Linked DNA regions of Homo sapiens: region 1 is linked to region 2. Evidence: chromatin loops called from intact Hi-C (ENCODE). Cell type or tissue: heart left ventricle. All regions are shown on one strand. Links, peaks and the distances in the headings refer to the core of each region. The heading gives the core; the rest is flanking DNA.

Evidence for each region. Peaks named below come from ENCODE experiments on the same cell type or tissue, not always from the same donor. Only the 100,000 strongest peaks of a DNase experiment are listed, where the experiment ranks them.
Region 1: a loop joins it to region 2, with 1.9 times the contacts of the local background. A loop is called at or near these places in 6 of 110 quality-filtered maps.

Annotation. Positions count from the first base shown.
Region 1 is chr2:237,637,747-237,652,717 of GRCh38, forward strand. All of the region lies in intron 1 of LRRFIP1 (LRR binding FLII interacting protein 1), which reads left to right. Among named protein-coding and RNA genes, the nearest start is that of LRRFIP1, 18 kb to the left of the region's middle. RefSeq lists enhancers at 12,335-12,835, 12,836-13,336. In heart left ventricle, for the core only: no CTCF peak of the experiment used is centred there; no DNase peak of the experiment used is centred there; H3K27ac peaks cover 2,414 bases.
Region 2 is chr2:237,593,983-237,608,953 of GRCh38, forward strand. It overlaps RAB17-DT (RAB17 divergent transcript), which reads left to right. Exons shown (of 3, transcript NR_187201.1): 3 at 958-2,003. Among named protein-coding and RNA genes, the nearest start is that of RAB17-DT, 10 kb to the left of the region's middle. RefSeq lists enhancers at 1,274-1,992, 2,100-2,601, 10,111-10,614 and a silencer at 10,266-10,446. In heart left ventricle, for the core only: CTCF peaks have their summits at 6,460, 7,940 and 11,195 (motif pointing right); a DNase peak (open chromatin) is centred at 6,509; H3K4me3 peaks cover 1,352 bases; H3K27ac peaks cover 3,347 bases.

The sequences.
Region 1 (14,971 bases), core at 3,117-11,116, 44 kb after region 2:
CATATTTAAACATAAAGAAATCAGGAGATCTAAAGTTGTTCATGTATTTTTAACCTCCATCATGTAGGTTTATCAATTTTGCCCTCATTGTCCTTGATTTCTTTCATTTTTATTTTTCACTTTCTTTGATGACATTCCTTAGGCATCTGGGAAGATGTGGGGTTTTCCAGGTTGACACTCATCGTGGTTTCCATGCTGACCAAACAGCTAGCATGGCTCTACCCTGTCTTCCCTAAGACAGCAGCCCCCAATCTTTTTGGCACCAGGGACCAGTTTTGTGGAAGACAACTTTTCCACAGACCAGGGTGTGGGGATGGTTTTGAGATGATTCCAGCACATTACATTTATTGTGCACTTTGTTTCTATTATTGTTACACTGTAATATATAATGAAATAATTATACAATTCACCATAATGTAGAATCAGTGGGAGCCAAGAGCTTATTTTCCTGCAACTACACGGTCCCATCTGGGGGTGATGGGAGACAGTGACAGATCATCAGGAATTAGATTCTCATAAGGAGCGCACAACCTAGATCCCTCATATGCGCAGTTCACAATAGGTTTCGCACTCTTAAGAGAATCTAATGCTGCTGCTCATCTGACAAGAGGTGGAGCTCAAGTGGGAATGCGAGTGATAGGGAGTGGCTGTAAATACAGATGAAGCTTCGCTCACTCACCCGCCTGCCGCTCACCTCCTGCTGTGTGTCCCAGTTCCTAACAGGCCATGGACTGGTACCAGTCTGTGCCCCAGGGGTAGGGGACCTCTGCCCTAAGATATTGCTTTAAATTACCCCCAGCATATTTTTAAATCACCCAAAGCTGTGCTGTCTATAGGACTCTGTGCTCTGTGTCTGTGCAGTGCACTGTGGTAGCCACTAGCCCTCTGTAATTACTGAGCACTTGAAATGCGGTTAGTACAGTTGAGGATCTGCATGTCAAATTAACTTTACCACAGTGCATTTAAAGGTAAATAGCCATGGAAGTCTTGGGGCTGCCGTGTCGACCAGTGTAGCTCCAGAGCAATTCCCTTGTGGAAATACATTGCAATAGAGGTATGTTCTGCAATGTGGGATATTTATTGACTGCTTACACATGGGGCTGCATACCACTCATGACCAATGCAGGTAGACTGGACTGATCGATGGACTGATCTATTGCAGGTTGGAACCTTTGTGGGGCTGTGGCCTCAGAGACCTGTGGGTCAGCCTTTTTAAGTTGTGTGACCGTAGGCAAGTGAATGCAGCCCAGTCTTCTTTTTTTTATCCGAGAAAGAGGAATGCTATCGTGTGGGGCAGTCATGGTAAAGAGCTAGAGCCCACAGGCTGCAGGGCGTGCTGCCTGGCACCTGGTAGGTGGCAATTAAATGGTGGTGGTCGTTTGCTACCTTCAGGTGGCTGTGGTTAGCTCTAGAAGGAGGCAGTTGTGCTTCTTGACTGGTTGGGATGTGCCCCAGGGCTGAGATGGGGGTTGGGTGGAGCTTGTGAGAAAAATATAGGAAAGATGATCTCCCATGCCCAAGAGGGACACAGACGGCCCTTGGGACTGATGAAATGAACTCAGAATAAAAGCGCGAATGGCTGTCGCTGTAAATATGTGTGTCTTTAGTGTCAGCGTCCCTGGGGACTTCTTATAAGTTTGAAGCATGTTACCATTCTTGGCATTGAGACAGCCAGTGTCACTTTTACTTCTTGGTCTTGAATTCAAGCATCAACAGTAAGGTACCATCAGATTTTTCAAGCTGCTTCACCATCAAGCAACCTAGCCTTGGTGCCCAGGTCTTTGGTTGGCTTCCCAGAAATAATGGGCCACTTCACCCCAGCCTTGTTCTGCACGGTTTATCTTTGGGCTTATCTGACCTCTTAGAAGCTACTAAATTACCCGCCTATTTTTAACCAATGCCTGGAGCCGGCTCCAGAGGAATTGCCACATGAGTTGAGATGAGGTGATGACCACATGGTCTTCCAACTCTTCATTTCAACATCTGAAGTTTTTTCTTTCTTTTGTCTTGTGTTAGGGTTTCTCAATCTGGGCACTACTGGCATTTAGGGCTGGGTAATTCTCTGTCCTGGGGGGCGCTGTCCTATGCATTATAGGATTTTGAACGGCATCCCTGGCTTCTGCCCAGTAGGCGCCAGGAGCTCCTCGCTATTCCCAGCTGTGACCACCAAACATGCTTCCAGACATTGTCAAATGGCCCATGGGGAACAAGATACCCAACTGAGGATCTCTGTGTCAGGTTTCCCCTGCCACACTGCTGGGTTTGTACCTTGAGCTCTGAACCACTCCCCTCAGCTAGAGAACTCTGAGTCTGACAGTGACTACGACTGTTTGCCCTCCTGCAAGGAGGGTAAAAAGCCCTAGCTGACCACATTACATTCTTGGCGTTTCCTGCATTTAAACCTCCTGGAAATTAGTACAGAGGGGGCCACATACCCTGGAAGCTGAGATGGGGCCATTTTAGAAGTCGGCTGCAGGCTCAGGGAATGGAGACACGAGCTGCCAATGTGATTACACTTTGCTGGCTTTGGAAGTGTGCTTGAGCTGACAGTGGGGCTGGGGACCGTCTATAACAAGATACCACAGACTGGGGGCTTTAGCATGGAAGTTGATCTCTCCCTGTTCTGGAGGCAGGAAGTCCAAGATCTAGGTGCCGGCACATTCAGCGCACACCTCTTGTCTGCATCTTCAGATTACTCAAAATCCAGGTGTGGCTGCAGGAGAAGGGACAGGGAAGACCCTCAACTTTAGTCTCACCTGTGGAGGTGGGGCTGGAGACCCAGTCGTCCTTCACCCCCCAGGACCACCCCCCAGATGAGAAGGGGGACTGGATGTTGGACAACAGAAAGGTCAGTGACTGCCACATTTCCACAGGATTAAAACCGTCCCCATATCTCCCGTAAAAGCACATTGCCGAACTTCTTAAAATAGATGACCAGATCATTGTCTTGTTCGGAATCCCTGCTGCCTCAGCCCTGGGCCTCCGCAGCTCTCTGCACGATACTCTCCTCATCACCTCTCAACTGATCTCCAGAAAGTACTGTGTGGCCCCCGCCCCTCCACTCCTGTTCCCAGCGAGAGAAGCCCGAGAACCTGCAGTCTCTATCCAAAGACTCCCCCTTCCAACCCCTGGCCTCTCTTTTCGCTTGGCCAAAAGGCGTGCATCTCAGCCTGCTGGGATGGGACAGGAAGGGACCATTAACCATGTGAATGTTCCAGCATATTCACCTCTGTGGTTTCTACCTCTTGCTTCTGTTTTTATGTACAATTTGCAAAGGAAAACACCCACATACACTGTCCCTCTCACTAATTGAAAATTCAGCTTTAATATTCTGTTTGGTTTCATCAATAATATTCTTTTAAAAAATGGTATTCCTCCCAGCACTTTGGGAGGCTGAGGCAGGAGGATTGCTTGAACCTAGGAGTTTGAGAACAGCCTGGGCAACATAACAAGAACCCATCTCTATTAAAAAAAAAAAAAAAAGGCCAGGTGCAGTGGCTTACAACTGTAATCCCAGCACTTTGGGAGGCCAAGGCAACCGAGTCACCTGAGGTTAGGAGTTCAAGACTAGCCTGGCCAACATGGTGAAACCCCATCTCTACTAAAAGTACAAAAATTAGCCAGGCATGTTGGCAGGTGCCTCAGGAGGCTGAGGCAGGAGAATCGCTTGAACCCAGGAGGTAGAGGTTGCAATGAGCTGAGATTGTGCCATTGCACTCCAGCCTGGGCAACAGAGTAAGACTCTGTCTCAAAAAAAAAAAAAAAAAAATTGTGTTCCTTTTGGTTTAAGACTTAGTCAATCTTTTCTCCTTGGATTTCTGTTTTTGTGATTGGTGTTAAAATTTCAATCTATTTTTCTTTCCTAAATATCTTTTCCAATTTTTCCCTATATAGAACATGATAGTTAATAAATTATACTGAATATACGTGTGGTGGGAGGACTGCCTTGCAGATCCACAGGTTGCACTCTGTATTACCAATAGCTTGTTTTTTTAAATATGATTTTTAAAAATATGTTAAAGTATACCAGGTGAAAATAACATATAACATGCACAATATATTGTACAGTTTTGTGTCTTGCTTTTAAATTTTTTGAGTTATTTCAGATAAGGATACTCCTGACACTTGGGAGGACTTCCAGGGCGTCGTCTTAGATGGCTGTGTGCTTCCTTTCTTGGGCCCTTGCAGAGTTCAGGTTTCTGTTGGTGTGAAGTTTTCCTCCTAACTCCCATGACTGGAGACACTTCGCACACCCATGAGAGAATCTTTGGGGTACCCAGGGAGAGTGTGGTGTAGAGGGTCAGCATTGGGTGCTGCGGCCAGGCGACCTCCTCAGACAAGCGACAAGCATCTCTGAGTCTCAGTGTTTCCACCTGGCAAGGGGAGGCGATACTGGGTGGCTGTGAGGAGTCTATGAGGCAATGCAGACACGAGGCTTAGGATGGGCCTTCAGGGAATCATGCTGGCCAAGGACCGCGTGTGTGCAGTTGCTGCTGTCTGCCACCTGTGCTCAAAGACTTTCAGACTCAGAGGCCGAGGCCTGGCTTCTGTCCCCAGCTTCACTCCAGGTTCTAGGCTGCACGCCTGGTTCCAGGCTCTAGGCCTCAGGTTCCCAGTCCCAGGTTCTAGGCTGAGGGTTTTGGTTCTGGGTTCCAGGCTCCAGGTTCCAGGCTAAGGGTTTCAGCTTCCGGGTTCCAGGCTCCAGGCTCCAGGTTCCAGGCTGAGGGTTTCAGGTTCCGGGTTCCAGGCTAAGGGTTTCAGGTTCCGGGTTCCAGGCTAAGGGTTTCAGGTTCCAGGTTCCAGGCTCCAGGCTCCAGGTTCTAGGTTAAGGGTTCCCAGTTCCAGGTTTCAGGCTCTGGGATAAGGCCTCCCAGTTCTAGGTTCCAGACTCCAGGCTTCAGGTTCTAGGTTCCATGTTTCAGGTACTAGGCTAAGGGTTTTGGTTCCAGGTTCCAGGCTCCAGGCTTCCAGTTCCAGGTTCCAGGCTAGGGGTTTCAGGTTCCAGGTCCCAGGCTAAGGGTTTCAGTTGCCAGGCCCCAGGTTTTAGGCTAAGGGTTCCTATTTCCTGGTTCTAGGCTCCAGGCTTCAGGTTCTGAACTCTAGGTTTTCGATTCTAGGCTCCAGGTTGCAGGGTCTGGACTCATACACCAGCTCCAGGCTACCTGGAGAGGGAAGGAAGGGCTGCAGGGCCAAGTCCGCCCCCGTTTTACCACCTCCTCTATAAGGTGGGATAAATCCGCCTGCTAACCTCACAGAGTTCACATGAGGTCCCGATGAGGCAACATTTGAGATGATGCACATAAAGCCTAAAGGGCTTTGCAGCTGTGAGATGGTGGTGATATTATTGTCAGAAAGGTTTAAAATAAATTCTTAAACACTCAGATGTTTCAGGCTAGTTTGTAGCTGCTTCTGAACATGCAGCAGTGTGCTCATGGGCCACAGGGCCGCCGCGCACTCGCTACACCTCTTTTGGCAACGCTGTTGCTTTCCTCTCCAATTGGAGGAGAGCTACACCACCCAGAATTTGCTAGAAATGCTGGGTCTTGAGCCCCACCTGTGCTACTGACTCAGAACCTCTGGGGGTGGAGCCGGGCATTTGGGCTTCTGACACACCCCCGGACGATTCTGGCGCACCCTCGCCTTCAGAAGTTCTGCCTTCGGTAGACGGATGCCGTTGGTGTATCTGGCTATACAGATGGGAGAATCCATTTACTCTGATGTTCCTGATTAGCAGAGGGTGGCTTTTTCCTGCTCAGACGGCTGAGGAGTGAATGACTTCGGTCATAACCGTTACCATTGCTGTGACCTTCCCGCTGGGCGAAGCTGCTAGTTGAGGATCTGCTCCCTCTCATAGGCCTCCCTCCCTTCTCCCAGGGGAGAGCCTGGCCAGGGCCCCCAGCCCGGTGGGTCTGCACTTGGCACACAGCAGACCCTGGATCACTAGCGTTTAGTGGCAGAAAAGTGAGTGAGTGAATGAATACAGGAACAGATGAATGAATGAATGAATGAATGAATGAATGGACTTAGCTTGACTTCACATAACATTTGGAAATTCTGATTGTTTTCAAACTAGAACAAGATTTGAAAAGGCTTGTCAGAAATCGCTTACATATAAGTGAAGGTTTAAGGAAGCGGGATTTAATTTGGCCAGGTGTGGGTTCTCAGAAATGTTCTTTTTGATTCCCCTTCACTCTGGCCAGGGTGGTTTGCGACCTTACCCCTCCTTCATGTAATAAGATATAGAGGGGAAAATTAAAGCAAGAAACCAAATCCTTTTCCTGTTTACTCCTACAGTTTTTCCCTCTTTCCAGTTCCTTGTTTTTATGGTTTTTCCTGCCTTGTGTTTCTCCGTTGGCTTTTGTTGCAATGTATGCACTTGGAAAAAATCTTCTGAATGATCCTAGTGATGGGGCTTTGGCCTCATTGGGCGTTGTGTGCACGATCGGGTTGCATTGCACACTGCCGGCGCGATGAGCTCGCACTCCCTAAAAAGGCAATCATTGTGTCCAGGAAAACTCTGCTAGGTTAATGGCACATGCCCAGGGGCTGAAGTCACTTGGACCAAGGTTTGTAGAACATGCTCCGTGTGGCTTTCCTGTTGGGGCAGGGGGATTGGGCCAGAGGAATTTAGGTGTATTAACACAGCCTGCCAGGTGCAATAAATAGCCACCTTTGCCTGACCTTAACCTCACCTAAGCGCCATGCTCCTCAAGAGCCCTGGGCACCCCAGGAGTAACTGAAAACCTTTGGAGGAGAGTTACGCTGGTGTTCTTGGGTTAGAGGCGGGTGGCAGGCTGGAGAATTAGGTTGGAAATAAAAATGAGTCAGTGTTGGTGATGCGTTTTGTGAAACCGGAAAGCTTAGTTAGAATGATAGAGAATACATAACCTGTTCTCAGCAACTTTGTTTTAACTGACAACAGGATTTTCCCAGTTTTCCCACTAATGTCTCTTTTCTGTTCTAGGATCCATCTGGGATCCACATTGCATTTTGTCATCAGTTCACCTTGGACTCCTCCAATCCATGACGATTTCTCAGTATTTACTTGTCTTCCCGACCTGGTGCTTTTGAAGAGTAGCTCTTAGGTATCTTGTAGAATTTGGATTTGTCTGATTAGACTGAAGTCTTGGATTTGGGGGAAGAATCGCACAAAGGTGAAGCGCCCTTTCCCTCACATCCTACAGGGACACACGGCACCAATGTGGCTTCTTACTGAGGATGCTGACCTCGATCACCAGGCTGAGGTGGTGTCTGCAGGTTTCTCCTCTATAAAGTTACTGCTTCTCCCTCTCCCTGCTCTGGAAGCAAGTCACTAGGTCCAGCCCACATCCAGGGAAGTGGACTTAGGCTGCCCATCCTGGCAGGAGGAGGATCAAAGAATTAGTGGGCCTGAGGTTAGAACCATCACCATCATTAGTAAATTTGGAGAGAGATACTCAGAGGCTATGCAGATATCCTGTGTCACCCTGACGTATTCATCCATGGATAGGTCATTCTTCTTTTAGTGTGAGTATCAAAAGCAGGTTATTCGGTGCAACCAGTGAACTTGAGAGCAGGGACTGGGAAGCCCTGGAGTTGTCGTGGCTCAGCCCCGTGCCCCTGGCTGTGTTCCTTCCCTCCTCACTGCCAAGATGCTGCTGAGCCCTGGTCTCACAAACACCTTTGAGTGGTCTGCTCACTGCTGGGGACATGGACTCCGACACCTTCCTACCCCTCACCGTTCCCCTCTCCTCCGACTTGCCACCGCCAAAGCCAGCAGTGACAAAGGAGGTGCCAGGGGCAGCTGCTCCAGCAGGAGCTCTCTCTGTACTCCGGACCCTGACATGGATGAAAACAAGATATGCTTGGGAGATAATTCTGTTAACTTTGTCTTCTTTTGGGAGGTGTGGTGGCTAAATACTTGAATGAAGGTTTTATGATGGGTGGAAAGAGTAACAACTTTCTTCATCCTAACTCAATGTCACTCTTCATGATGTACTCAGTTATTCCCTTTTAGAAATTATCTTAAACAAGGGTGAGCAATGGAATGTGAGAAAGATCAAAGAAATGCAGAGCAGACTAAGAAAGATGAAACATCTGGATTGCAGAGAAGGGTGACCTTTCCCTAGAAAATATCAACACTAAATCTTTACAAAGCCCTGTCCACTGGGTTCTAGGGAGCGCTGCAAATGGACTGGTCCCTAAGCTCTGGCCTGCTTCTCCACTCCTGTGAGACAGTTAACTTTTTTCTTTTCCTTAGCTCTGTTCCTCGCCGTGGGGACTCTGGATAACAACAGACAACAACAGAGCCCGTGGTAGCAGCAGCGAAGGAGTTAATATGCACCATGTGTCTAAGCCCTTTTCATTTTACTTCTTTGTAAATTTTTAACATATTTATTTAAAACATAAACATCGATATTCTGATTAGTTCGCAGGAACAATTATTGTCATTAGGGAAGATGGAAATTTACTAGCTATTTTCCTCCTTTCATTTTTAAAAAAAAATATATATGTATTACATTTTTTTCTTCAACTTTTATTTTAAGTTCAGGCATACATATGCAGGCTGTGCAGGTTTGTTGCACAGGTAAATGTGTGCCAAGGGGATTTGCTGCACAGATCATCCTATCTTCCAGGTATTAAGCCCAGCATCCATTAGCTATTCTTCCTGATGCTCTCCCTCCCCACCCCACCCTCCGACAAGCCCCACTGTGTGTGAGAACATGCGGTGTTTGGTTTTCCTATTCTGCGTTAGTTTGCTGAGGATAATGGAAGCCCTTTCCTTAACTCATTAAATGGGTAAATGTTTGCCCCCACAAGCCCGCATTCGTATTTTGAAGCCCTAACCCCCAGTGTAGCTGTATTTGGAGATGGGGTCTCTAAGAAAGTAATTAAGGTTAAATGAGGTCATAAGGGTGGGGCCCTGATCCAATAGAATTATTGCCCTTGTAAGAAGAGACACCAGAGAGCTCACTCTGCCTCCGCATGCACACACAGTGTGGGCCGTGTGTGCACACAGCGAGAAGGTGGCCGTCTGCAAGCCAGGAACTTGCTGGCACTTTGATCTGGAATGTTCCAGTCTCCAAAGCTCTGAGAAGATACATTTCTGTTGTTTAAGCCACCCAGTCTGTGGTGTTTTGTTACAGCAGCCTAAGCAGACTGAGACAGGCAGATACTATCATTCCCATATGAAAATTGAAGAGACTGAATCATAGAAAGGGGTCGCTTGCTGTATTGCTCTGTTGATTTTTCCTTCTAATAGTTTTGCTTTCTACATTTACTGTAATGTTCAGTTCATCAAGGCTCCTGACCATGATGGTTTGTTGTAAACTTCCCCACTTAACAGTATCCTCTGCTTCCTTTTTCCTCATTTGACGTTTTTCACTTTGAATTCTCCTTTCTCCAATGTTAGCATCTGAAACCCTTTGTGTTGGGCAGGATAGGCCAAGTCTGATGCTGTTACAAACATTCTGAAGACCCATAGGCCTACAGTGACCACAGCTTCTCTCTTGGGCACACTGGAGGCCATTGGCGGTGTGCAGGGCCTCTGCTTACTGTAGTCTCAGTCCCTGCCCAATGGGACGTGGCTCTCATGGCTTCTGCTGTCAGCACAGACTCATTCACTGGCTCTTAACACTTCTGCCCAGAAGTGGCACAGATGGTGGAAAGGTGCCAGGTGGGCTCCTCTAGCCAATGTGAGGGCCTTTGTACAAAGGAGAAAAGGGGAAAAAGAGCCCACCCACTGGTGCAGGGCTAGGAGAGTAGAGGGTGTCCCTTCCCTCAGATGGGTGCCCCCCCACCCTGCAGCAGGGTTGAGGGAGCAGAAGCGGGGTCCTGCCCTGTTGCCTGGTGGCCGGGCACTCGCTGCATGCAGGGCGGAGGGATAAGGAGCAGAGTCCTGCCCTGTTGCCCAGTGGCCGGGCAATCACTGCACGCAGGGTGGAGGGAGCAGGAGCAGGGTCACGCCCTGTCACCCCGTGGCCGGCCACTCACTGCAGGCAGGTGGAGGGAGCAGGAGCAGGGTCACGCCCTGTCACCCCGTGGCCGGCCACTCACTGCAGGCAGGTGGAGGGAGCAGGGGCAGGGTCACGCCCTGTCGCCCTGTGGCCGGCCACTCACTGCACGCAGGGTTTTGCTGTCTTTATGTCTTCAGGGCATTTCCATGAGAAGTGGAGGCTGCTGCCAAGACAGCATTTCAAACCATTCTTGAAGCAGGAACCACATCTGCGTGTGAATTTTTCCAGAATCTGGGGGAAGAACTTACTTGTTTCTTCGATATTCTAAATAATCAGTACAGCTTCCGACAGCAGTGGCCTCCAAACCTGAAATAGAGGCAGTGTATGAGTCCACGAGTCTTTTTGCTTGGTTTTGCCTTGCTTGCTTTACTTGGATTCTGACACTCCACTCGCGTGTTTCCACATTCAATTCCATTTGAATGACTTTGGTGCTTCTCAGCCAGCTGTGGACCCGGCAGCCCTGAGCCCTAGCCCTTCCCCTAGCAGCCAACTCAGCACCCGTGTTCTAAGGACGCAGGAGTCTAGAAATAGCTGCGATTCAGAGCATGTTTTCCCGACAACTGCTGATTCTCTCCTGACACCCTAATGCTGCTCTTTCCCTATTTTAGGGATTGTTCTTTGCTGAAATTATGTGGCACACATCAAAAGTGTTCTACAAGTGTCCGGGGTGTTCATTGTAATCTGGTATAACAAGATGCCTCACGGCCAGGTGCCGTTGGCTCCTGCTTGTAATCCCAGTGCTTTGGGAGGCCAAGGTGGGAGGATCCCTTGAGGCCAGGAGTTTGAGACCAGCCTGGTCAACGTAATGAGACCCCCATCTCTACAAGAAAAAAAAAAAAGATACCGCAGTTCACGCAGTTCAGGTATTTGTTCCGTGAACTTGGGGGAGTCATATAAACTCAACTTTTCTTTGTCTCTCTTGCCTGTGATGAGTAACAGAAACCATCTTCCCAGAAACTATCCCCACCCACCCCCAGCCCAGCCCGAGCAGCCCAGACCCAGGAAGGAGGTCAGAGCCTGCGTGACTGTGTGGCAAGGATCCCCCTCAAAGCAGGCAGTGATCCCCCTCAAAGCAGGCAGTGATGACCAGGCTCCCCAGGGGAAGGAAAAATGGTTGATTACCCCACCTCACTTTCTCAAGTTCCTGAAAGCCTCCCATCTTTTCAGGATGTTTTCCTTCTGCTTCCTTTCTGGGGTGATATTGCAATGCATGTGTCAGTCCCATTGTTCTAGCTGCCTTGAAGGAGTTCCAGAAACAGGCATGGCTGGTGTGAGAGGAGGCGTCCTTGTCACCATCCTTTGTTGCCTCCCATCTGTGGTCAGCACGGAGGCTGCCCTGGGTCTTGGCCGGCCCCTGGAGCTGGAGGAGGTGCTGGGCCATGGTTTGGAAGCTCGCATGGTCCCAGCCTCAGAGCCCCGTTCTCTGTGACCTGGCTGGGTCAAAGCCTGGCCCCAGAACAGCCCCTCCCTCCCCACCCACAGCTGTGCCCAGCTACGAACACTGTAGGCCGGGCGCGATGGCTCACACCTGTAATCCCAGCACTTTGGGAGGCCAGGGCGGGCAGATAACTTGAGGTCAGGAGTTCAAGACCAACCTGGCCAACATAGTGAAACCCCATCTCTACTAAAAACACAAAAAATTAGCCAGGCATAGTGGTGGGTGCCTGTAATCCCAGCTACTGGGGAGGCTGAGGCGGGAGAATTGCTTGAGCCCAGGACGTGGAGGCTGCAGTGAGCCAAGATTGTGCCATTGCACTCCAGCCTGGGCAACCAAGAGAGATTCTGTCTCAAAAAAAAAGAACACTGTGGTGTGAGAGGCAATTGTGGGTCAGCCTGAGGGCACACCCAATATAACTTTCACAGGTGTTTTGTTTTTCTGAGAAGAAGGTGACTTTTCCCGGTTGCTGTCCATGCAGACTGTGAGGGATGTTCACATGTCACATTTCTCACCGGAGTCCTCGTCCCATCGCCTCCTCTCTCCCTGCCGCGGTTCGGAAGCTCCACGGGGGCCAGTGTTGTTCAGGCCTCACCAGTCCTTGGTCATGCCACCCGGGCTGAGTTCATTTACCTGCTCATTCATGTATTCACTTTTCCTCCGATTCAACAAAAAAAAAAATTGATTACCCCCCGGCATGTCCTAATATACTGCAGCCTTCGAAAGAGATGTAGTCCTCATCTGAAAGGTCATCCTTTCAAGTGTCCATCCATCCACTGGGCAGATTTTTACTTAGCACATTCCCTGTGCTGGGGACTTCCCCGGGCACTGGGGACACTGTAGTGCACAAACCGAAGTCCCCACGCTCTGTGACCCTGAAGATAAACTGCTGAGCAGACAGCTCTGTAACATGCCAAGTGTTGGAAAGGGCTCCAGAGGAAATAGGGTGGAGAGAGGAACAAGAAGGGCAAGTGGGGAGGTTGCTGTTTTCTGTGGGGTGCCAGAGGAGGGCTCCTGGGAAAGGTGATGTTCATGGCAGTGGGAAAGACAGCAGGTGCAACAGTGGAGAAGGATGCCAGCCTGACCTGTCTGACTCTCAGCATGGGGGCTGTTGTGGCTGAGCAGAGAGATCCGAAGGAAGAGTGGGGAGAAATGAGGGAGGGGAGACAGCTGGGGGCGAGACTCCCTGGGGCTGTGTAGGCAGCAGTAAGACTTGGATTTTCCCCCTAGCAAGAGGGGTGGCTATTGGACAGCTCAGACAGAAACCTGGCTGCTCTGGCCTGTGTTAAGAGGATTCCTCCTCGCACTGTGTGGAGGACAGCCCTGGATGGCCGGGCAGGTTACGCACTGCAGAAGCCCTGGGAGCACCCTTCACACTGACTCCTGTGTGAATGACCATCACAGCCTGGGCGGGGCTGGCTGTAGGAGCAGCAGACCAGCAGGGGCAAGAGCAGAAGCCAGAGACCAGGCTGGACGTTGGCACAGTGACCGCAGGAGAGAAGAATGTTGCCAGACCAGAGTGGAGCCATGGGCTGCAGAGGTGGAGAAGTATTTGCATTCTGTATGCCTTCTGCAAGTAGAGCCTGTGGGGTTTGCTGATGGATTGAATATGGGATGGGAGAGAGAGGGAGATCAAAGATGGTCCCGGGGTTTTCCCCTGCATGACCAAAGTGGATGTTGAGGTTTGACCTGTGCCAGTGTGGGAAGCTGGGTAAATGTCGGGTTCTGGGGGGAAACCTGGTTGCCTCTGCTGGGCACTCGGCCCTCAGGCCTCCACATCCTCCTTGAAATGCGTATCGGGTCACTCTGGGGTATGGGTTTCTGATTAGGGGAGTTCAGAGGCTTATTCACAGCCCCTAAGGTATAGACTAAAATTAATTTATGTAACATGTATCATACTCTTTAAGTTGGAGGTTTTAAAAATGAATTTTAATTTAAAAATTGTCAAACATACCCCAAATTAGAGAGGCTAGTACGAAGAACACCTATACATCTGTCACCCAGATTCAACAAGGTTTTACCATATTGCTTTACCTGGCTCTTTCTTTCTTTTTCTGGGTGTCTTTGCTCACAGTATTTTGAAGCACATTCCAGGTGCAGGGTCACCTCGCTTTTCAGTGTGCACATCTAAAGCAGCACTGTGTTCTCACACAACCACAATGCTTTCACATCTAATCAAATTCACTTGAATTCCTTGGTATCATCTAATATCTAAAACATAATAAACTTTTTTCCAATTATGTCAAAAAGTGTCATATTACAATTGGTTGGTTTGAATCAGGATCTAGAGAGTCCACGCATCATGTCTGGGTGTTCTGCCTCCTACACCTCCTTCCATCTGGGAAGCTCCCTCCCTGCCATGTTGCTGTGGAAACCAAGGCACTGGATCAGTAGAGCACCCTACAGTCTGGCTGCTTGCTTCCCTCCAGTGTCATTTCACTTGTTCCTCTCTCCTCTGTATTTCCTGTAAGTGAAAATTAGCTCTAGGACAGTGCTGTTAGAAATGTAATATGAGCCACATATGTAATTTAAAATTTTATATTAGCCACATTTTTAAAAAGCGAAATGCATAAAATCTATTTTAATAATATATTTTATGTAAATTGATACATCAAAAGAGCATTTCAGCATGTAATCAATATAAAAAATTGTTAATGAGAGATGTTACACTCTTTTTATTGCATTAAGCCTTTGGAATCTGGCATGTACTTTGCACGGGTAGCCTCTCAGCTTTAGTTCACAGGCTCGGGCGCTGCCCGTGGCTGCATTGGGCTGTGCAGCTCCAGCGTCTCCACCAGATTCTGGCGTACCTTTTGCTCCTAGGTGGTGCTGTGTGCTTCCTGTTGTGTGGCACTGGGAGGCCCTCAGTGGTCGTCCCATGTTTAGTGAAAAGTAGGTGCAGGTGGTGACGGCGGATCTTTCCATCATAAACTTGTCCATCATGAAAGCAGTGGCGCCCCCACTCTCTGGATGGAGAAGACTGGAGAGAAGTCAGGGAATTAAAAGCCCCAACTTGCACCTTACCTTTCAAGTTCCTATTTGACATCCACAGGGAAAAATAAACTACACAGTTGGATCTGAGTCTGGAATTCAAGATCTGAGCTGGAGATATAAATTTGGGAGTTGTCAGTGTGTCAATGATGTGAACACGGCTGGATGAGATCACCAAGGGCACCAGTGCCAGTGCCGAGAGGTCACAGAGATGCAGAACCAGCAAAGGGAGTTGGACATTGTCCCAGAGGCCAAGTGAGATGAGAAGTGCCAAATGGATATAAAGGTTACAGCAACCTTGATGAGAGCTGGTTCAGTGGAGTAATGCGGTGAGCACCTGGTTGATGTAGGTTCAAGAGAGGAGATTCCTCAAAAAAGTGAAATAGAATTACCATATAATTTGGCAGTTGTACTTCTGAGTGTTCACCGAAAAGACCTAAAAGCAGTGTCTCAAAGAGGTACTTGTACAGCAGTGTTCATAGCAGCATATACACTAGCAACAAACTATCCAAAAAAGAAATCAAGAAAACAATCTTGGCTGGGCACAGTG
Region 2 (14,971 bases), core at 3,223-11,222:
CCTCCTGCACAGAGGTCATCTGGGAGCAACCTGCCAGATCCTCCCTCGGGAACCAGTCAGCTCCTCCCAACACCAATTTACTCGCCTCCAAAGTAAGGGGGCTGAGCCAGATGGTTCTAAACCTCCCTCCGCTTCCAGCCTCTGTGACGGATCACTCTATGCACTAAGGGCCATCCAGCGTGAGCAGGAAGCCTGTGGTGCGCTCGTGTAAATCAGAAGGTGCATTCCCATGGGGACATGGGATGGCAAGCTCAGACACAAACCTCTCGTGGAAGGCGGGTCAGGACTCACCGCCCAGACAGTATCCATAATGCCACATAGATGTGGTATCGTGCACAATCATCATTGCTTGTAGTGGAAATGAGGCAAAACGGAACATAAGCAATTTACTTACAGGACCAGAATTAATATTATTTTAACACATACCAATTTTTAAGTTTGTCTCTGGCCATTTTATCAACTTTTCTGTGTTACCATTGACAGGGAGAATATTCGCAATGCCACTTACACAGGCCACGTAGGCAGGCATGCACACATTCTCCTTCCAAAACATGTAAAATTATATCATTGTGGAGCAGGAAGGGCCCCCTGGGGAGGATGTGGCCTGAGTGCCCGCCCAGGGGCTGAAGAATCTCTGCAACTCTCCTGCCACCTGATGTCTCGGGTTCTGCTCAAATATTGACAGTGATGGGATTTCCTCTGAGAGTTTATCCCATGTGGGTTCCTTTCTAGCCAAGTCAGTCCTTTGTAACTTTCCACTCTTTACTGCCCTGGGGTTGCGTGGAGAGCCAGGCCTACTGCTGCATAAACATTTCAGAGATGTTGAAGCAGCTCTCAAGGCTTGCAACAGGCATTGCTAACGGCCTGCCCCAGATCCGTGCCCCCCTTGTTCCTTATGAGGAGATTCCCCACTGTGGTTCAGGTTGTTAGTGCCTCTCCGTATCTTCTTTCTTGCAGATGTGACCAGGTGACCCCCCTCTGGCCAGGGAACAATGGGCCGAAGTCCTCAGGGGATTTGTGGGGAAGCGCGCCCCCTCCTCCTTGGGGTTTTCTTGCGGAGCTGCTGTGAAGACTCAGCTCAGCTGTGATAATTACCTGAGGTCAGCTTCTCCAGAATGCCCTTATCTCCTAAGGCCTTTGAGATAAGCAGGAATTGTGGTGTCTGCCTTGCCTCCAAACCTTTATCCTTGCTTATCTCAGTGGAAAATTCCAGCAGGGATTTCTGAACACCAAGTTAAATTCCTCCACTCAACAATCAGTTTGGCACGTGGCTGCCCGCCAGTCTGGGCAGAACAGAGGGGAGCCAAGGGAATAAACCCAAGTCCTGCCCCCAGGTGCCCAGAGCCTGGCGGGGATGGGACAGTTGCCTGCAGAGCAAGAGGCTGCCACCCAGTTTCACACAGGCCAGAGAGGCTGACCTACCTGCCCAGAGGCAGGGGAAGAATCCAGAGGACCTCTCCCGGAGGAGGCACGAGAAGCCCACGTGGCAGCCAAGAAGAGGGAGAGCATCCTGGGCCCCGGAAGCACAATGCCAGGGGCAGACATGCACTGGGAGGCACGGGGCCAGGGACACCTTCAGTGAGCACAGGGTCTGGGTAGGCTTCGGGAGGGGTGAGGGCGGAGAGGCAGCCAAGCCGGGTTGTGGGAGGCCCTGCCTAATTCTGTAAAGACTAGGATTAGAAACATGACAAAAATGGGTTAGGCACGGTGGCTCACACCTGTTATCCACTTTGGGAGGCTGAGGCTGGTGGATCATCTGAGGCTGGGAGTTCAAGACCAACCTGGCCAACATGGTGAAACCCCGTCTCTACTAAAAATACAAAAATTAGCCGGGCGTGGTGGCGCACACCTATTAATCCCAGGTACTAAGGAGGTTGAGGCAGGAGAATTGCTTCAACCCAGGAGGCAGAGGTTGCAGTGAGCCCAGACCATGCCACTGCACTCCAGCCTGGGCAACAGAACAAGTCTCTGTCTGAAAAATAAAATAAAATAACAAAAATGAAGGGCCGGGTGCAGTGGCTCACACCTGTAATCTCAGCACTTTGGGAGGCCGAGGTGGGAGGATCACTTACACTCAGGAGTTTGAGACCAGCCAGGGCAACATAGTGAGACCCTCATCTCTAAAAAAAAGTTAAAAAATTAGCTGGGCATGGTGGTGCATGCCTGTGGTCCCAGCTACTAGGGAGGCTGAGGCGGGAGGATTGCTTGAGCCTGGGAGGTTGAGACTGCAGTAGGCCATGATCATACCACTGCACTCCAGCCTGGGCAACAGAGCGAGATCTTGTCTCACCAAAAAAAAAAAAAAAAAAAAAAATACACTGCTTTTATTGAGCACCTACTATGTGCCAGGCACTGTGCTAAGTCCTTGGCTTAAAATATCTGATTCAGTCCTCACAGCAACCCTTCAGAGGAGCCCCACCCTGTGACCACACCCTAGAGGGCCCCACACTGGCCTTCCTCTGGCCATGCTCTGGCTTCTAGGTGAGCAGTCCTCCAGGCCAAGGGACAACACTTCTAGATCACACTGCCAGATTCGGGAAGCGCAGAATTGCCCACCCAAGCCCACTTCTGAGGCCTGCAGGGGCCTCTGTTCCGGGTCCACTCCCCAAGAGCAAACCACAGCAGGCCCCACGGCAAAGGCACAGCTGTCAATAGGAAGCATGGCTGGAGGCTGGATGTGTGGGCCAGGCACCCACGTGCTTATCCTGAGCTCCTCCCAGTGTGAGACAGGCCCAGGGAAGGAGGCTGGCTGGGGCTGGGACACCCCATTCTGGCCAAGGAGCCCCAGGGTTCTAAGTGCAACCCTAGGCTTCCAGGCTGTCAGGAACATGTTTCTAGCAAAGTAGCGCGTGGGGCATTGTGTTCAACAAGGCATTTGCTTGGCTTTTTTCATGAATTTATTTATTCACATGGTGCACGGAGTACCATTTGTACTCCTGTCCCAAGCCCTGCAAATGTGAGAGGGGGGATCCCTTATTTTTATCCTATTTTATGAGTGAAGAGTCTGAAGCCCAGACCCACTCCAGGCCACAGAGAGGAGGACAAGGGTAGGAACCCTGTGGTCCGTAGGAGTGAACAGGAGGAACTGATCAGACCTGGATCAGCCTCTGAGGAGGTGCACAGCTTCACGCTACTGCTGTCCCTCGGGGAGGAACCTTAGCTCTTCCTGCAGAGGCCTCGGCGCTTCTCCCAGAAAGGGGGCAGATAAGCTCGGCCATTCTTGCCCTGGGCTGCACAGCCCCTGGCCACTCGCCCCCTAGGACGGATGCTGCTCTAACATTCTCCCAGCCAAAGCTGTCCTTTCTATTAGGGGGTTCCCATGGGCACGCACCTGCACTCTAGCTTCTCTTGTAATTAAATTTAAAAGCACGGCTCCCGGCCCCACACCCCCAGCACCATTTCGCCCTTTAGAGTGGCCTCCGCCCTCGGTCTACACTTCCTCTCTCCTGGGTCTCTCTTGAATCTACTCCACCGGGGCTGTGGCCTCCTTCACTTCACCCAGAAGGCTCCTGGACAGTCACCCAGGGCCTCTGTGTTACCAAACCCTCAGTCCCCGCTGGCATAGCCGTGAGCACCACGCGGCCTGGCTGGCCACCCTCTTGAGCAGGACCCCGAGAGGCTTCTGACAGCCTGTCCTGATGGCCCAGTACCACTGGCTCCCCTCCTCCTCCTCCCAAAACTTCTCAACACTGGGGCAAAAATTCTCAGGCCTGTGCCTCTTCCCTCCTCTTGCTCCCTGCCCCCCTTGGAGATCCACAGATGAAAAACACGGACCGACAGACGATGCTTGGACACAGGCCTCCATCCAGGCCACCCTCCGGCTCCAGAGGCCCAAATCCGCCTCCCTCCCACGAGAGGCATCTCAGATGCACAGGTCCACACTGGCGCTCCTGATGCCCAAAACCTGCCCCACCTGCAGCCCTGCCTCACTTCACGGCAACTTGATCCTTCCAGGCGCTCAGGCCAAAATCCCAGAGTCACCTGTGTCCTCTCCTCCTCACATGTCTCACGTCTAACCCACAGGAAGTTCTTTCAGCTCCACATTCACACGTCACACATCACCAGCCGCTTCTCACTGCTGCCATGTTAGTCCCCCATGCCCCACCTCCACTGTTCCCACCTCGGTCCCCTCTCCGTCCTCCACTGTCCCCACCTCGGTCCCCTCTCCCCTCCCCCACCGTCCCCACCTCCCCACCTCGGTCCCCTCTCCCCTCCCCCACCGTCCCCACCTCCCCACCTCGGTCCCCTCTCCTTCCTCCACTGTCCCCACCTCAGTCCCCTCTCCCTCCCCCATTGTCCCCCCCTTGGTCCCCTCTCCTCTATCCTGGTTCCCTCTCCCCTTCTCCATTTTCCCCATCCTGGTTCCCTCTCCTCTCCTTCATTGCCTCCGTCTTAGCCCACTCCCCTGCTCTCTCTCCCCTGGGTGATGCAGAGCCTTCTGATCAGCCTCCCCGTGCCTGCCTTGTTCTTCTCAACACAGCAGCTGTGTGAGTTTGTTTACAAGCAGAGTCCATGGGCAATGGCACCTAGCATTTCCCATTTCACTCAGAGCAGCAGTTCGGTTTTTAGCGTAGCCTGGAAATCCCTGTAACCCGCCCCCTTCCCTACCCTCATCACCTCTGACTTCTGACCTCATTCTTCTCCTCTCTCCCTGCTCCGTCCCCTCCAGCATCCCTGGCGACGCGCAGGTCATGCTTGGGCCTGACTCTGGGCCTTTGCACCTGCTGTCGCTTCTCCCTGCGAAGGTCCCTGGGAAGTACTTTCCCTGTCTCCCACTGCAGGTCTGTCACTGTGTCCTGTGGCTGCCAGAACATATAACCACCAAGTTAGTGGCTTAAAAGAAAGCGTGCTTACCTTCTAACAGTTTTGGAGAGCACAAATCCAAAATCAAGGCCTTGGGAGGGCTGGTTCTTCTGGGCGCCCTGAGGGAGGAGCCACCCCTGCCTCCCTGTGAGCTTCTGATGCCTGGGCTTACAGATGCACCCTCCAGTCCCTGCCTCCGTCTTCACATGGCTTCTTCCTTGAGTCTCTGCTACTTATAGGAACACTTGCCATAGGATTTAGGACCCACCTGGTTCATCCAGGATAATCTCCTCTTGAGATCTTTAAATCAATTACATCTGCAAAGACTCTTTATTCAAATAAGGTCACATTCCCAGGTACCAGAGGTTAGAGCTTAGACGCATCTTTTTGAGAACCACCATTTGAGGGTCGCCATTCAATCCCCCTACAAAGTCCATGCTGAAAATGTGACCCCCTCCTCCACACCCAGTAAGTTCTTCTCTGACTAACCTACCCAACCACAGCCTGGCTTGATTTTTCTGCATAACACTTATTGGTTTATTGCAGTTTTCCCAACTAGAATATAAATTTCCCAACTACACCTTTAACTGTTTGTTTACTGTTGTAATGCCAGGGTGTTCTGTTTACTGTTATAACCCCAAGTCCTAGGATGAATCTTAGTCCTGGTACATGGTCTTTGAGCCTAAGCGGAGGCCTTTCTGGGGTTTTAATGGAAAACCTGAGGCGCCTACTTGGCAGGAGTTAGACTCCAAATTGTTTCCCTGCAGTGGGCAGCAGCTGAAATCTCTGCTCAGCCTTCAGCCTTACAGGCATTGCTTCCCACTGAGCTGCTTGGAGTCTCACTTGGGTTTTGCAGGGTAGGCTAAAGATTTGAGAATTAATGTGGGCCGGGCACAGTAGCTCACTCCTGTAATCCCAGCACTTTGGGAGGACAAGGCGGGAGGATCACTGGAGTCCAGGAGTTCAAGACCAGCCTGGGCAACACAGCAAGCCCTTGTTTCTACAAAAATAATAAAATAGAATTAATGTGTAATATTTTGGGCCTGTCTCCTTCAAGCTCCCTTCTTTCTAAGACTTCACCCTCAGTTTCCAGCCACTCCAGCAGCCTGAACACCATTCCCTGAGTTCCTGGGCCTTACATTCCAGCCTCCCTGCCCCGAGCAGCCTGGAGAGGGGCCTCGGAGGAAGGTCATCTTAGCGTGAATTTCATCCAGAGCAGTTCCTTTCTTTCAAGGGTCGAGTCCTCTCCATTCTTTGCTTCTTTGGTCAGTTTGCTTCTTTGGCCACTGTCCAGTGTCCTTCAACGGTGCTTTACATCTTATCCAGAGTTGATCATTTTTCTTTGCGGGAGATTAGTTCAATCCATGCTCCTGCAGTTCCTACTAGAACTGGAACTCTCCCGTTTTTTTTAACATTACCTTTAGTGGTTGGCTTGTGCTTCTTTAAAAGCGAAACCACGCTGCCACTGGGCCATGTGGGGCCCTGGGATTTATCCAGGTTAAATGCCGACTTAGAAGTTGGGAGATTGCCTCCATACACAGACTCCTTCACAGCACGTTTTACACATGCACTCAGCCGCTCTGATTAGTAAATCTCCTAAAATAAGTACTGGGCTTATGTTCACTTCCGTTTTGGAAATCAGTGACTCTGCCCTCTGAGCTGCAGGCCGGTCTGTGCCTCTAGCAGGAGCTGCAGTTCTGTGAATGATCCCTCTTCTCTGAAAGGCAGGCAGCCGGAGCTCTGGAGCCCTCCGGGCGAACAGAACAGATTGCTGACTGTGGGGTAGGTCCCCTTCTGCTCTGAGCTCAGCCTCACCACCTTGGGCAGACAGTAAACACAGTCCCGTGTGGTGTCGGCCGGCTGGAGCTCATCCTACAAAAGGTGGCAGAGATGGCGGTGCTGGTGGCTCCGTTTAACCCCAGCATGAGCAGAGGTGGGAAAATCTATGGCCCACGGGCAGGCCTGGGGACTCCAAGCAGGTGGAACAATAACATGAACTTGCCAAGATTGGCCAGGGCACAGCATCTCCACTAGGTCATCTCACAGATGCCCCAAATTCAGTGTGCTCCAAACAACACCCTGGTTCTTCCCGGCCAAATGTGTTTATCCCCTAAGCTCCCTCCTTCCAGGAAAGAGAACTGTCCAGTGAGTTAGGCCAGAAAACCTGGAGTCATCTTAGTCTACAATCCTTGCATCCAACCCATTATCCAGTCCTCCCAATTGTACCTCTGAAAGATTTCTCGAAACCGTCTTTTTCTCTCCATCTCCTCTACCACCAGCATTTAGAAGGGAGTCACATTGCCAATGGCCTCCCGCTGGCTTCAGTTCACGACCGGTTCCGGCCCCAGGAAAGAGTTTGGAAATAAAAGAAGGTAAAAACATGTTTTGCAGGAATTGTTCTTTGCTCTGCCTCTTCCTCCCCCAATCCAGCCAAGCTTTGTGCTTGTCTTTTATCCCTTGAAGACTATCCCCCAGCCATCCTCTCACCCTGCACAGAGGTCACCAGGTCTATGGTAAAGAGCCAGGAAAGAGGTCGGGCAGTCCTGGGTTCAAACCCAAGGTCCAGTGCTGACTGGCAGTGAGTGTGGTCATGTAAGCTCATCTCTAAACCTCAGTCTCCCCCTTTCAGAGAGGAAATAATATTCCTTGGTTTTTAAGGTTATCGTGGAGGCTAGAGCCTGGCACGTGACAGGTGAGTGTGTGATAAACTGTGTTCCTTACCTTTGCAGTCACTGTCAATCGTCATCGTTTAATGAGTGAGCATTTCAGAGGCCCTTCAGTCTGCACGGGACTCTGTGGTTGCTGGAGCCCTGGACCTGGGGCTCACCTTCCCCGACTGACTGAGGCCCGACTACCGTCCTCTAATCTGGGTTGCTATTTCCTGCCCTTCTGGACTCTGGACATAACTTCCTTTGCCTAATACATAGAGCAGTCCTGTTCCTCCTAGCCTTGGCAGCTATCACTGGCCACCTATCTTAACCAGCTTGGCTTTGGCCAGCTACCCCCAGGATCCCTCCTCTGGGCGACTCCCCAAGCTGCTCAAGTCCTGCCTGGCCCAAGACTTGGTAGCCCTACACTCAGCTGACGTGCTGCCACTCTCCACTGCCCCCTGACTAGCATGAAAGCCACTGCGGAACCTGCAACATTCAAGCTATCAAAGGGGTCACATTCCAAAGCACTGCTTTGTCTCTCCACTGAGGTGATAAGCTGCAGGACTTAACTGGAGGTGAGGTGCACGGGGGTGGGAGCCGCAGACCAGGCCCTGCAGTTTACATGGGCAAGTCCTTCACGGCCCCTCGGGGCCTCCATTGATGGATTCCTCCAGGACCACACTGATGGTCCCTTCCAATCCTGCTGGTCGCCTAAGTGCAGAGCATGCTCCCCAGACAAGGGTTCTCTTCTCCTTTCCTTCAAGAACAGGACCTGCGTCTTGAGGTCTTCTGTCTTTCTCAAGATATCTAAATAGTAGCTGATGAACCACATCACATTTGTTGACTTAAAATCAAGGAATATGGAAAGGTATCATTTATTAAGTGCTTATTACACTCCCTGCCCAGTGTTTATGTAAATTATAAAATGACCAACTCTGATGTTCATATATATATATATGTATATATTTTTTCATCCACAGTTTCTGGCTCATAGCTCCACTTAGCCCTTGTTACAGTTTTCTGTTATAATGTTGGATGTGCTAATCCTGGGCGCCACCCTCAGGTAACAGAACCTCTCTGACCCTCTCGCCTTCCTTTTTCCTGCCACAAGGCAGGACTCTAACCTTCCCTCACTTTTCTGACTGTAGGTCTTAACAGCCTCCCCTGGGAGGGTCCCGCCTCATACCATGCGGGAAGGAATTCTGTCAACATGAAGCTTCCATAAAAACCCAAGAGGACTGGGTTCAGGGAGCCGTGGAGAGCTGACTTTGTGGAGGTTCCCAGAGGATGATGTGTCCAGGGAGGGCTTGGAAGCTCCCTGCCCCTTCCCCCATACTTCGCACTACGCATCTCTTCATCTGTGTCCTTTGTAACATCCTTTACAATAAGCCAGCAAACATAGTTATTTCCCTGAGTTCAGTGAGCTGCTCCAGCAAATTGATCAACACAGAGAGGAGGTCATGGGAACCCCAACTTGAAGCCCATCCGTCAGAAGTTCGAGAGGCCCAGGCTTATGACTGGTGTCTGGGGTGGGTGGCAGTCGTGGGGACTGAGCCCCCCACCCAGTGGGATCTGGTGCTATCTCCAGGTGGACAGTGTTAGAATTGAACACCCAGCTGGGGCCCACTGCTTAATGTGTGGGGAAACCCCCACGCCTTTTATTGCAGACGTCTTCTGTGTTGATGATTGTGGAGGTGGTGGTGGAGTGAAAGAGGAAAAACGCAGTTTGAGAGAGTTTTTCCATACACACCAACAAACCAGGGAGGTGGATATTGTTATCCCCATTTTACGGATGAGAAAATTGAGGCTCAGAGAGATTAAGTACATTCCCCAGAGTTACGTAGCTATCGAACAAGGATTCAAATCCACAACTTTCTTAACCTACCCCACAGAGGCAAATGCAAAAACCAAACCATAAGAGGGAGGAAATAATGACCTCTGCAAATGAAAGCCACCTGTATATCAAGAAAAGCATATGGATAAAACAAAATGCTGGGACAATAACTGCCACAAACATGTGGCTTTAAAATCCTTGATTTATAAATCAGCAAAAAATGGACAAAGGCACAGCCAGACAATTCGCTGAAAGTGAGTCCCAGGTGTGCAGGCAGCGCTAGCAGGAGCGTTCGGCCTCACCAGCACGTGCAGGAGCCGGTCAGCATGGAGGTCAGATTGGCAAAGCCTCATCACATCCAAGCTTTGGCAAAACAGTAGAGACTGTCCACCAACCGTTGCTGAGACTGTCTGGCAGTGCAGTTTTCTGAGAGGGCAAACCTGGGATGCGTAGCAATGAATTCAACAACACAGCCTTTGACTCGGCAACTGCACGTCAAGAAACGGAACTGTCAGGAAGCATCTAGAACCCAGAGGGCAGAATCCAGGAAATGACTCTGTTCCGGAGTTCATCTGTTGCTCTGGGCTACACTTGATGCTACGGTAAAATCACTCACCCTCACATCCAGCCAGCGGCAACACACACAATGAAAACCGTTCTGAAAAAGCAAAGCTGAGAGCCCCGGGAAGATGCAGGAGGTGTGGGTGGGGGTTGGAATTCAGCTCGGTTTAGATAAACAACTGAGACCCGAGATGTTGATCTCTAAGGATTATCTCAGCCCCGACCTATTTCAACTTCCTTGTCTTCTTTCTTTGGCTCCTTACTTTTCATTGAAATTCCCTGACTGGCCCACTAAGAACCAGGCTCTGGCCAGCACGGTGGCTCACTCTGTAAGCCCAGCACTTTGGGAGCCTGAGGCGAGAGGATGGCTTGAGGCCAGGGGCTCGAGACCAGCCTGGGCAACATAGTGAGATCCCCCCAATCAATTTTTTTTTTTTTTTAAAAACACCCTTTTTTTTTTTTAATTAGCTGCCAGCTACTTGGCAGGCTAAGGGAGGAGGATCCTTTAAGCCCAGGAGTTCAAAGTTGCAGTGAGCTATGATCGTGCCACTGCACTCCAGCCTGGGCAACAGAGCAAGACTCTGTCTATAAAATATATGTATATATATTATAGAAATTTTTAAAAGAACCAAGCTCTGGAATGGACTTGCTCCAGCACCTGGCCCATCCCAAGCCTGGAGGCTCACTGGAGGAGGCCACATGGGGTCCACTCCATGTGCAGCAAGCACACCGAGGCCACAGGCTGCTGGGCCCACCTCCCCACCTCCCCACCGTGGGCGAAGTACGTGGAGGATGTGAGGGAGGTTCTCAAGTGAGATGCTCACTCACAGTTATCCCCAAAGGACGGTCCAAACATGTGGAAAACATGTCTCCCGTAGAAAATGGAGAAACGGCCGGGTGTGGTGGCTCACGACTGTAATCCCAGCTTTGGGAGGCCGAGGCGGGTGGATCACCTGAGGTCAGGAGTTCAAGACCAGCCTGGCCAATATGGCGAAACCCCGTATCTACTAAAAATACAAAAATTAGCCAGGTGTGGTGGCACGTGCCTGTAATCCCACCTACTCAGGAGGCTGAGGCAGGAGAATCGCTTGAACCCAGGAGGCCAAGGTTGCGGTGAGCCGAGATCATGCCACTGCACTCCAGCCTGTGTGACAGAGTTAGACTCCGTCTCAAAAGAAAAAAAAGAAAGAAAGCGGAGAAACAATGCTGCCCCCAGCCCTGTGTGTGACTTTGCCAGGGCTACTGTAACCACCTATCACAACCTGAGTGGCCTAAACAATAGGAACTGATTGTCTCGCAGTCCTGGAGGCCAGAAGCCCGAGAAGAGGCCAGAAGGTGGCAGGGCAGCTCCTCCTGGAAGCTCTGCAGAGAATCTGTTCCATACTCCCGGTGCTTCGCTGGGAATTCTTGGTGTTCCTTGGCTTGTGGAAGCATCACTATCGCCGCCTTCATGTCACATGGCATGTGTGTGTCTGCGTGTCTAAATTTACCCTTTTCATAAGGACATGGTCATATTGGTTTAGGGCCTATCCTGGTGACCTCACCATAGAGACCTTCTCCCCAGGTAAGATTACATTCTGAGGTATGGAGGTTAGGACTTGGACATATGAATTCTAGAGAGAGACAGTTCAACCCATAATGCCTTAGATGTCATAAATATTCATGACAAGGTCAGCCTTTTGTGGAGATTTGTCTCTGTGAAAAGCAAATTGGTTGGCCAGGCACAGTAGCTCAGGTCTGTAATCACAGGACTTTGGGAGGCCAAGGGGGAAAGATCACTTGAGCCTAGGAGTTTGAAACCAGCCTGGGCAACATAGACAGATCTTGTCTCTACAAAAAAAAAAAAATACAAAAATTAGCTGGGATTAGTAGCGTGTGCCTATAGTCCCAGCTACTTGGGAGGCAGAGGTGGGAAGATTGCTTGTGCCTGGGAGGTCGCGGCTGCAGTGAACCGAGATCATGCCACCGCACTCCAGCCTGGGTGCTAGTGCGAGACCCTGTCTCTTAAAAGAAAAGCAAATGGGCCAGGCGCGGTGGCTCAGGCCTGTAATCCCAGCATTTTGGGAGTCTGAGGCAAGTGGATCACGAGGTCAGGGGTTTGAGACCAGCCTGCCCAACATGGTGAAACCGTGTCTCTACTAAAAATACAAAAACTAGCCGGGCGTGGTGGCACATGCCTGTAATCCCAGCTACTCGGGAGGCAGAGGCAGGAGAATCACCTAAACCCAGGAATTGGAGGTTGCAGTGAGCCGAGATCACACCATTGTACTCCAGCCTGGGTGACAGGGCAAGACTCTGTCTCAAAAAAAAAGAAGCAAATTGGGCATTTATGCCAGGCCCTGTCCTTTGGGAGTTCCCAAGCCATATAGGAAGCTTTTATACTCTAGGAGCTTGTGCTGGGTTGAAGAGTGTCCCCGCAAAATTAATGTCCACCTGGCACCTTAGAATGTGTCTTAACATGAGGTCATCCTGGATTCAGGTGAGCCCTAAATCCAATGACTGGCTTCCTCATGAGAAAAGAGAGATTTGGACACAGAAACGCACACAGAGGGAAGAGGCCATGGGAAGGCAAAGGCAGAAATTGGGTGATGGTCCACAGGCCAAGCAGCGCCCAGGACCACCAGGAGCACCAGAGGCCAGAGAGAGGCCAGGAATGAATTCACCCTCGGAGCCTCCAGAAGGAGCCACGTCTGCTGACACCTTGATTCAGTCTTCTGGCCTGCAAGACTTGAGCCAATACATTTCTGTTATAAGCCACACAGCTTGTGGTAAGGTCTTATGGCAGCCCAGGAAACTAACACAGAACGTAACATAACTAACTCCCTTTGGGAGGTTATTAGCCTAACACAGAGCATCTGACCCAGCCTGGGTCCTTCTGAGCACAGGCCCCGAGGGAATGCAGGGGTGACATGCCTGTGCCGCCGGCCCTGCATTAGGCTCCCCCACCCCAGCTGTCAGGCCTCTGAGCCCAAGCTAAGCCATCATATCCCCTGTGACCTGCACATACACATCCAGATGGCCAGTTCCTGCCTTAACTGATGACATTCCACCACAAAAGAAGTGAAAATGGCCTGTTCCTGCCTTAACTGATGACATTGCCTTGTGAAATTCTTTCTCCTGGCTCATCCTGGCTCAAAAGCTCCCCTACTGAGCACCTTGTGACCCCCTCCTCTGCCCACCAGAGAACAACCCCCCTTTGACTGTAATTTTCCTTTACCTACCCAAATCCTATAAAATGGCCCCACCCCTATCTCCCTTTGCTGACTCTCTTTTCAGACTCAGCCCACCTGCACCCATGTGAAATAAACAGCTTTATTGCTCACACAAAGCCTGTTTGGTGGTCTCTTCACATGGACGCTCATGAAATTTGGTGCCGTGACTCGGATCGGGGGACCTCCCTTGGGAGATCAATCCCCTGTCCTCCTGTTCTTTGCTCCATGAAAAATATCCACCTACGACCTCAGGTCCTCAGACCCACCAGCCCAAGGAACATCTCACCAATTTTAAATCGGGTAAGCGGCCTCTTCTTACTCTCTTCTCCAACCTCTCTCACTATCCCTCAACTACTTTCTCCTTTCCGCTCTTCAATCTCTCCCTTCTCTTAATTTCAATTCCTTTCATTTTCTGGTAGAGACAAAGGAGATGTGTTTTATCTGTGGACCCAAAACTCTGGCGCCAGTCACGGACTAGGGAAGGCAGACTTCCCTTGGTGTTTAATCATTGCAGGGATGCCTCTCTGATTATTCACCCAGGTTTCAGAGGTGTCAGACCACACAGGGATGCCTGCCTTGGTCCTTCACCCTTAGTGGCAAGTCCCGCTTTTCTGGGGGAGGGGCAAGTACCCCAACCCCTTCTCTCTGGGTCTCTACCCCTTCTCCGCCTTTCTGGGGGGCAAGAAACACCCAACCCCTTCTCCTTCCCCCTTAGTGGCAAGTCCCGCTTTTCTGGGGGAAGGGCAAGTACCCCAACCTCATATCTCTGCGTTCCGATCCCTTATTTCTGCACCCTGACCTCTTATATCTCTGTGCCCCGATCCCCTTTTCCATGCCCCAACCTCTTATATCTCTGCGCCCCAATCCCTTATTTCCGTGCCCCAACCTCTTATATCTCTGCGCCCCAATCCCTTATTTCTGTGCCCCAACCTCTTATATCTCTGTGCCCCGATCCCTTATTTCCATGCCCCAACCTCTTATATCTCTGCACCCCGATTCCTTATTTCCGTGCCCCAACCTCTTATATCTCTGTACCCCGATCCCTTGTTTCCATGCCCCAACCTTGTATCTCTGCACCCCGACCCCTTCTCTGCTTTTCTGGAGGGCAAGAACCCCCCACCCCTTCTCCGTGTCTCTACTCTTTTCTCTGGACTTGCCTCCTTCACTATGGGCAAGCTTCCACCCTCCATTCCTCCTTCTTCTCCCTTAGCCTGTGTTCTTAAGAACTTAAAACCTCTTCAACTCTCACCTGACCTAAAATCTAAGCATCTTATTTTCTTCTACAATGCCACCTGACCTCAATACAAACTCAACAGCAGTTCCAAATAGCCGGAAAATGGCACTTTCAATTTTTCCATCCTACAAGATCTAAATAATTCTTGTCATAAAATGGGCAAATGATCTGAGGTGCCTGACGTCCAGGCATTCTTTTACACATCAGTCCCTTCCTAGTCTCTGTACCCAGTGCAACTCATCCCAAATCTTCCTTCTTTCCCTCCCACCTGTCCCCCTCAGTCCCAACCCCAAGCGTCACTGAGTCTTTCTAATCTTCCTTTTCTACAGACCCATCTGACCTCTCCCTCCTCCCCAGGCTGCTCCTCGCCAGGCCGAGCTAGGTCCCAATTCTTCCTCAGCCTCTGCTCCTCCACCCTATAATCCTTTTATCACCTCACCTGCTCACACCCGGTCTGGCTTACAGTTTCATTCCGTGACTAGCCCTCCCCCACCTGCCCAGCAATTTACTCTTAAAAGGGTGGCTGGAGCTAAAGCCATAGTCAAGGTTAATGCTCCTTTTTCTTTATCCCAAATCAGAAGCGTTTAGGCTCTTTTTCATCAAATATAAAAACCCAGCCCAGTTCATGACTCGTTTCGCAGCAACCCTGAGACACTTTACAGCCCTAGACCCTAAA